Linked DNA regions of Homo sapiens: region 2 is linked to region 1. A link is a loop called in an ENCODE intact Hi-C map of the cell type or tissue named here. Cell type or tissue: PC-3. All regions are shown on one strand. Links, peaks and the distances in the headings refer to the core of each region. The heading gives the core; the rest is flanking DNA.

What was found. A loop is a pair of places that touch in the nucleus more often than their neighbours do. Peaks named below come from ENCODE experiments on the same cell type or tissue, not always from the same donor. Only the 100,000 strongest peaks of a DNase experiment are listed, where the experiment ranks them.
Region 2: it touches region 1 in a loop (5-fold over the local background); 2 of 110 quality-filtered maps call a loop at or near these places.

What each region holds. Positions count from the first base shown.
Region 1 is chr6:32,296,568-32,301,099 of GRCh38, forward strand. TSBP1 (testis expressed basic protein 1) reads right to left here. Exons shown (of 26, transcript NM_001286474.2): 24 at 4,113-4,133; 25 at 3,355-3,369. The region is part of intron 1 of TSBP1-AS1 (TSBP1 and BTNL2 antisense RNA 1); the gene reads left to right. Among named protein-coding and RNA genes, the nearest start is that of TSBP1-AS1, 44 kb to the left of the region's middle. In PC-3, for the core only: no CTCF peak of the experiment used is centred there; DNase peaks (open chromatin) are centred at 1,564 and 2,354; H3K27ac peaks cover 3,009 bases.
Region 2 is chr6:32,367,703-32,371,941 of GRCh38, forward strand. It overlaps TSBP1 (testis expressed basic protein 1), which reads right to left and starts at 4,201. Exons shown (of 26, transcript NM_001286474.2): 1 at 3,992-4,201; 2 at 2,195-2,281; 3 at 1,080-1,112; 4 at 223-255. The coding sequence starts at 4,004. All of the region lies in intron 2 of TSBP1-AS1 (TSBP1 and BTNL2 antisense RNA 1), which reads left to right. In PC-3, for the core only: no CTCF peak of the experiment used is centred there; DNase peaks (open chromatin) are centred at 2,169 and 2,989; H3K27ac peaks cover 2,465 bases.

The DNA of each region.
Region 1 (4,532 bases), core at 291-4,290:
TACCAGTGGACACTGTTTTGTTTTGTTTTGTTTAGGGGTATGGTGGTGTGGAATGGTAAGATCATGCTCCGCTGAAGTTTCTAACCTTAAGAATTTCATGGAATGTACTCCTCACATAAGCTGATTTTCCTTAAGCTATGAATATTTTTAGTTTTACTATCCCTTGGGGGTAATTATTTGCTACTGTGTGTAATACTTCATGACTCATTTTAACCTAAATTTACCTTCTAAATTATATAGGCTTTGTAAACCAAAATTAAGTATTATAGGATTTCCTGAAGCACCCAGTGTTTATTCTAGCTACACCTTTCCTAATTTCACAGAATTAAAAAACTTTTTATTCTTTCTCCCACTACACTGAAAAATACCTCTAGTTACTTCTAATAGAATCTTCATACCCTTATTTTAATATATTTGCTGTCATCTTTTAAATCTTGAATTTAATTAACATAGATTAGATTTACAGGATTTATTTTTGAGTAATCTAGCTATCCCATAAAGTGAGGTTCACTTTTATTTCAACTTTGCATTGCAGAAGTAAGCCACAAATCATTATTCCACCACATTCTAAGTTCTTTTCTTCCTTCTCCCAGATTTCAAGATAGTTCATACATCTTTTCCTTCTCTTGGACCTCATAATCATCTAACACATACAGTGTAAATCTTCATAATATAAAGACTTGGAAGCCCTGGCTGCAAGTACATTTATTGCAGGCAGTAGCCCATACTACAAAATTTTAATACAATCAAAAGATTTAATCAAGACTTTGGGGATCATCATAATATATTCAAGCTGAATAAAAAGTAATTATTAAAATTTTTAAATTGGATTAATTTTTGTTAAAGCTAAAAGATATCATGAAATAGCTATCACATTAACAATTCTATCTAAATGATACTTAACATAGAAAATAGAATGTGGGCTTTATTAGGAAACTAATCTTAGGTTCTTAATCCAGTGGTTGTCAGGGAGAGCACAATTGGATCTAGACTGTAAAAGATCTATTCAGTATCAGAGGGATAAATCATTATAGTTCTCAGGCTATGAATTACATTTTAAAAGATCATATACTTATTAGTTGAATGAGGAGGTGAGAAATAAGAGACTCAGTTTGCTGGGATGATGATGTTTGTTGGTTTAATCTATCTTAAACCTTTCTTTGAACATTGACTTAAACCTTAACCTCCTTTTTCTAAAAATATCAACTGGGGCCGATGCAGTGGCTCACACCTGTAATCCTAGCACTTTGGGAGGCTGAGATGGGAGGATCGCTTGAGGCCAGGAGTTCGAGGCCAGCCTGGGCAACATAGTGAGACCCCATCTCTATTTTTTAAAAAAAATAGAAAAACAATCAATTGGGAAAAATGTGTTTGAAAGAGTATATCAATAAGAATATGTCTTTTACAAAAAATTTTTTAAAAGATTAAACAGATTTTTCTCTGGCAACTTAAAAAATTAGTATTCATTAAAAATTTATTACCTCTGGGAAGAGACTTGGCCTGTGATCCCTTCTCAGAGCCCTTGTATTAGTCAGGGTTCTTCTGAGTCAAGTTGACATACAACATCAATCATCAGAGCCCACCTTTTTTTTTTGTAAGAGAAACTCACAAGATCACAGTCCTATCACTTTTTCTATGTGAGGAGAGCATTTGAGGGATGTTGGCGCATTATAATTTTTCTGAATGCATACTGTTTCTTGTACCATGAATCAAAAGAAATTAATTTCCCCGGCTGGGTGCAGTGGCTCACGCCTGTAATCCCAGCACTTTGGGATGCTGAAGTGGGCAGATCACCTGAGGTCAGGAGTTCGAGACCAGCCTGACCAACATAGTGAAACCCTGTCTCTATTAAAAATACAAAATTAGCTGGGCATGGTGGCACATGCCTGTAATCCCAGCTACTTGGGAGGCTGAGGCAGGAGAATCACTTGAACCCGTGAGGCAGAGGTTGCAGTGAGGCAAGATTGTGCCATTGCACTCCAGCTTGGGCGACAAGAACGAAACTTTGTCCAAAAAAAAAAAAATTAATTAATTGCCCCTTTCAACTTCATCTCCCTGCCTTCCTTTCCCTCCAAACCCACTCTCTTTCTAGTGTGAACTGAGAAAGAAGAATGAGGCTTAAACACGATTAAATATAAGGACATATTTTGTGTTTGTGTCAGTGTTTGGAATGTTTGAAATGCTTGAAACGTGTCTCACTAGGTTTAAGTCTTATTTGCTTCTTTTGATCATATGTTTACAGAATTAAACAAAAGTTATTATTCTACTTTGTTTTGTATGGTTTCCTTGCTTGAAGAGCTGAGTCATATATTAAGTAATCCCAATAGAGATAAATCTGAATCCAGAAAACAGTTAAAAAAGTCAAACATTGATTTAAATGCGGTCTTCTATTTTTAAAAGGATCCTTTTGTGTACATTTAGTTATCCAGCTTTTCTGTAGATGTATATTTGTATTTGCAAACATTCCATAAAGTTTCCTGACTAATCACAAAAAATGCATTTGTGATTCAGTATAGGAGGCAATGTGTTAGTATGGGAAGAGTGGGAAGAGTGTGTATTTTGGAGATAGGACATCCTGGGTTTAAATCCTGACACCAATGTTTACCAACTCTTTAACCTTGGGTAAATACCTGAGTTAGTTTCCTAATCTGTAAAATGGGGAATAATAATACCTACCAGGCAGGCATATGGTAAGAATAAGAGATGTTACTTTTGTAAGTGCCTAGCACAGTGCACAAATACATAGTCAATGCTCAATACCTACTGTCTTTCAAAGGTAGTTATTTAGAAGGCAATAGAAAGGAGATGGTATTTTGTTTTTAACTAGTTTTTTTCCCCCATTAATATGATTCAGAGGGACTTCACCTATAACTAAAAAAAAGTTCTAAATTCCCAGCAAATAACTAATGGAATTCAGAAACCAATCTTCCTTTCATTATGTTTTCCTGAGAATCAGGGAGGAGATTCTTTTTCAGAGCCTAGAAGATGGCCAGAGATTGTGGCACCCTTTCATATGAGCTTCATCTTCTCTACAGCAATCTCTTAAATTGTAGTTATTTAAAAACTTGGGGCCTGGCACAGTTGCTCACACCTGCAATCCCAGCACTTTGGGAGGCTGAGGCAGGAGGATCACTTGAGCCCAGGAATTCAAGACCAACCTGGGCAACATAGTGAGATCCTGTCTCAAAAAGAAAAGTGGAGGGCGGGGGGGAACCTTGGAAGTTTCTGGAAGATAGGAACATTCAAATTGGCCTTAGAAGCACAGGCCTCTATTTTGGGAGTAGAAACAGACAGGTCACAAAAGAATTAAAAGCAATGTAAAATATCAGAGTTGAGAATAGATATGGAACTTACCCACAGGAGTCAGTGCTAAAAACAAAACACAAAAGAAAGATCAGTGAGGATTTTCTAACTCAAGAGAAACCCACCTTCCAATAGTATCCTTCCTAGGTGAACTTAGAAACAGGACTTGGAGGGAGCACAAAACTCTGTTTCATCCTCAGGAGTGTTGCTGGCCAATGCTCCATATCGCACTCCACACAGAGGGTTATCTTTAGGATGCCATTTAATTAATATAGGCATTTGAAATCTTGGGTAGGTAAAATCACTTCTACTGAAATTCAAACTATTGTATTTCCTGCCTTTCTTTGTTCTTTGATAAGTCTTTCATATGTCTTCTGCAAAACAGTTTTTTGCTCACTGTTCTGGTCCGTTTGAAAAATGTATATTGTTGATCAATTACCAAAATCACATCTAGTCCTGACACATATTCTTTTTGTCAATCTTAGAGGATTTTCTTTTTTAGTAAAAATTATTAGTTGCCAGATTATAGCACAGAGGAAATAGGCTCTGTTGTGATAGATTAGCTGGGAATATATGCTACCAATAATCTTTGGTAGTAAATAACTAGAATCAAACACAAGACCATTATACTTTGTTACAAAAGGAAAATAGATAAGAAGAATTAAAATTGAAATATGAGGAAATCACTTATTGAAGAAATATTGACTGCTGTAAGGTAGAGGAACTCGTAACACAAGAACATTTGGGAAAAAGAACTTAAAGGTCCTAGGCACAGAAATAGGTAAGGCAAGGAAATGATCCAAACTTACTGATTTTTCCAGAACTGTCCACTGAAAGAGATAAAGGCAAACACATCAGTAGGTACTGGGCATTCCCTTCTTCCCAGTCCCCAAACCTCTGCATTGAGTGGGATCTGTGTCATTAACAACTAAATTTCATTTATTTAAATGTGAAGAAACTTCATTTCCCTTCCCCCTTCTCTTTGCCCAGTGTAGTTTACAAAGACCTTGTGATAAGCTACTTTAAATCACCTTTACTTATCATTGATCATTATCAATTTTGTCTAGAATGTCAAGATTACAATTTATAAAATATAGGACATATAATGGTCTTGCTTAGAAGATGTGTGCTAACATTATTTTTTGACATTGATACGAATTTTTTTTTAATATATTTTTTTGAGACAGGGTCTCAGTCTCCCAGGCTGCAGTGCAGTGGCATGAACATGG
Region 2 (4,239 bases), core at 240-4,239, 71 kb after region 1:
GGAAATGAATTCTTTTGATGGTCTTAAGAAGGAGAACTATTTACCTTTTCTGAGAAAAATGCACAATTTTTCTTGAGAAAGAGAGGAGTGATAAGCATTTGAATATTATAAAAACGAAAGATATGCTGACTCAACAAATCATGCTCAAATGGAGATGAGTTGATTCACACTCTAAAGAGTATATTCCTTCATTAACTGTCTAGTAGTTCCTAATCTATTTACCTCTACCATCCTCATAGTCCAGAAGTCTAGCACCTAGAAAAAAAGGGAGAGCACATGATTTTGCTTCTTGATTATTAAATGAGGCTTTATTTAAGACTCTGAGAACTAATGTAAACATGAACTCCTAATGGTGAATAATGATGTGAATTAATTTACTTTGCAGGAACTAGGAATTGTGCATAAGCTACAAGAGCTGACGATGATAAGTGACTGTGTCAATCACCAATTTTATAATATTAGCCAGGCTAAATGATAGTCAGAAGGAGTTTCAGAGTTTCTTTTACCTCTTGATACTTCAGCAGCTAGTCTCCTGGTTTTTGCCTCATACCAATCCTGTGCTATCTTTCTTAACAACTTTGGCATCTCTCCAGACCTTTCCATGGAAAGTCTTCTTCAATTCTTCACATCCTGAAGTTGGTACTCTTGTCAATCATAATTACCCTAACTGTGTTCACTCTCGTTATTCTAGGATACATTATATTTTTTGGTCCGGCCACTTCACTAAGGCCATCTTCATGAATGGATTTAGGCTTTTTACTGAACCATCTGTTCCAGTGCCTGAACTGGAACAGTTCTCTGTTGCTGCTCTCAGACCACAGGAAGCATCTGAAGGGAGCCTCAGAATTATGCAGGCCTACCCAGTATTAATTAATTCTCCCCAACTCCAGTTTGGCATTCAGTACTGCTCAGAAATCTCTGGTAGATTTCTCCCACTCACTTAGAAGCAGTTCAGTTCATGCAATGGTGCACTATGCAAGGTTCTGGAAACACAACTGTAAACAAGACAGATTTCTTTCCTGACTTGTGAAAATTCTATAAGTACTATATTTATTTTTCTCATGAGTATAAGTACTTACTTTGTTCTGAACTGTATCTGGAGATATACATTTCTGTGGAAGAATTAGGCAAAATGTTTTTATTAGTTACTTAGGAGAAGTGTTCTTCCTCTGATCAAACTCTTCTCACTCTAAGCTATGCTTCTTGCTTACCAAGGTGGTCCTCCTGATATAATGCATTGTTGTTCTCACCCATTTTCCACATCTCCCATCAGCCCTGTTTTACCTATCTTTTCACACTACTTATGCTTTGAGGGCTCACAGGCATTGAGGATGGGAAACAGGGAGGGAATACAGCTGATTAGAAAGTTGTGGGAGAGAAACAGAAAAATCCAGGAAAGAGAGACCTTATGGCATAGAAATAGGTCTTAGCTTTTATGAGCTCCATCTCTATTTCATCGACAAGTACTACTCTGTATTTGTCTCTTCTTATCATCTCCCCAAATTAAGTCACTAAAAGTCTCCAATTCTTTTTATATAATACTAGATACTGGTGTTTAGCAACATACTGTCTTCTCACTTCTATTTTTTTTTTTTAAACTCAGGTAATTTCCCTTGGAGCTCAGGTAATTTTCTTTTAAAATATTCTTATTACTTTTGCTAAACTCTGTGATTTTTTTTTTTTTTTGAGATGGAGTCTTGCACTGTCACCCAGGCTGGAGTGCAATGGCGTGATCTCGGCTCACTGCAACCTCCGTCTCCTGGGTTCAAACAATTCTCCTGCCTCAGTCTCCCGAGCGGCTAGGCTTACAGTTACCTGCCACCATGCCCAGCTAATTTTTGTATTTTTAGAAGAGACAGGGTTTCACCATTTTGGTCAGGCTGGTCTTGAACTCCTGACCTTGTGATCCGCCCGCCTTGGCCTCCCAAAGTGCTGGGATTACAGGCGTGAGCCACCGCTCCCGGCCTGTGACTTTTTCTTTGACATTATTGATAATGTAAACCTTGGGAGTTAAAAGTGCAGGGACAATCACTAATAGGTCAGAGATTCTTTGACTCAAGTATTGAAACAGATTCCCAGAATATTGGCAAAGTCTCTAGCTGTTTGATGAGTGAGATGAACTCAGACTGAATCTTGGCATCCCTCCCTCCGTGGTTTTCACAGGAAATCTTCATTTTGACTCATTATTACTCACCACTTTGCTTACATCGTGCCCATCTTGTTAACAAAATAGCCAGGATGGCAAGTCCCAGTAGAGTCAGGATGACAGCCAAAGTTATTTCTGAAAACAAAAACTCACCTGTAAACATGCTTATTTAGACCAGGAAATTACCAGAAACAACTTCTGATCACCTCTTACTATCCACCAGATAGACTTTTTTTCTTTCCCCTTTCTGCTACTTCAACTCCTTTATTCTTTTATTTGCCGCATATTACTGTCCTCACATTCCCGCCCCTGCCCATTTTTAGCTCTTACATTGGTTCTTTGGTCGTATACTAAGAACCTCAGATGCTGTGTACCCTTGGTTTAGAGTTGGAAATCTGACAGATTTCCTCCTCAGTTGAACCCTTTACTCCCCAGGCAGGAAGAATGTTAAAGGGAATCAGTGGTCTACGAAGCTATCCACTGGGGTATGGGGAAAATATTAGAACTTCTATTTTCTGTGTAATTTTAACTCATACCTTTAAAGTTGCAAGATTTTCTGTATATATATATATATATATATATATATATATATATATGGCTATAAATAAGATTTATAAATATACTTTTATAGGCAATGCATACTCAAAACATTTTTATGAGTGAGTGATCAAAAAACTTTCAGCACCTTGACTGAAGGGTGCTGACTGAAGGTGGTTTTATTAATGAAAGCCACAGCAAAGGACAGAAATTTCTTGTCACAGAAAAACCTTTCAGCCATCACTTGCCAACCTCCTGATGATAAGATGGATATTTGCGAGGTTTGTTATTGTGGTTAGTAGGATAAAATATGCTGGGATTGCTTAACTTGTGTTTGTTTATGTGTCATTGATCTGCATTCAATTGATGTAAGATAGAGTCTTGCAGTCATAGGAGAGAAAAATCTTAGACAATATCATATGGTTATAAAGGGCAGTGGCTATGAAGGATCGGGGGAGAAAAAAAAGAAAAGAGAGAGAGAGAGAAAGGAAAGAAGAAAAAAACAACCATAAAACTGCCTGTGAAAGTAAAAACTCTGAAGAATATTGAGCTCTGAAAGACTAGGAAAGTAGATTACACCCACATTAAGACTACTTCAAACGAACAATAGGTGAATCCATCTCAAGATATAATAACACACCTCCAACCAGGGCAGATTAGGCATTTGTCTACTGAGTCTTCTAGGTGTTTGGTCCTGTGAGAAAATTCTCCTGCCAAATCAACTTTTGGAGATTTTCTACTAATGTACCTCTAAAATGAACAGCAAGTAGTCAATATGCCCTCTATTATGTGAATTTTTTTTTTCTAGTGTTAAATAACTCATCGGGGAGGAAAGGATAACTAGATGGTGTACTCAGTACTACTGTATATTCCTTTTCTTCCTTTAGTGTCTGAAATGCCCTGTCTATAGGGCAGTTAGAAGATGGTCCACCCTATTAATAGGGAAAATGAGAGGAAATCATTATTTCTGAGTTGAGGCAGATTATATAGAGTGACCATGCTACAGGAAGTGAGATAATGGGCTAAGGAATTTTTCCTAGTGCTACGGAGGATGGTTATTTTCTTTGTTCAGTTTAAACTCTAGAAACCAAAGGAGAAACCAGCACTATCAGCCTAGAGCTTAGTTAACTGTGGGTTGTTTCCCCCAGGCTTCCAGAGGAATCAATAAGAGTGAAAGAAAAAATACTGAATTTGAAAAGGAAGCAGGCAAGGAAGATAAAGCAGTTGTGTTAAAGTCCCTAAGTCCCTAAGAGGAGACTCCTGAACTACTAGAGTTGAGGAAGCCTCAAAGAGGGAGTTAGTCCATACCCAAGACTGTCATTTTCCATGTATTGTCTTCATCAGGTCTCGCATCATCTGGATTTCTTTGTCAGAGAGAGATCAAGGTAAAACGAAAAACTCAAGTTCACTGTTTCTGAGCAATATGAACTTGGGTGTCAGGGAGGCCCTTGTAGGCAGAGATGCAGAGGATCACTGAGAAATTGTGTGGAGCAGATTGATCAGACCTAAGCAAATGATGGGAGTGTGGCCTGTGAAGGTTCTAGAATCTGTGTCAT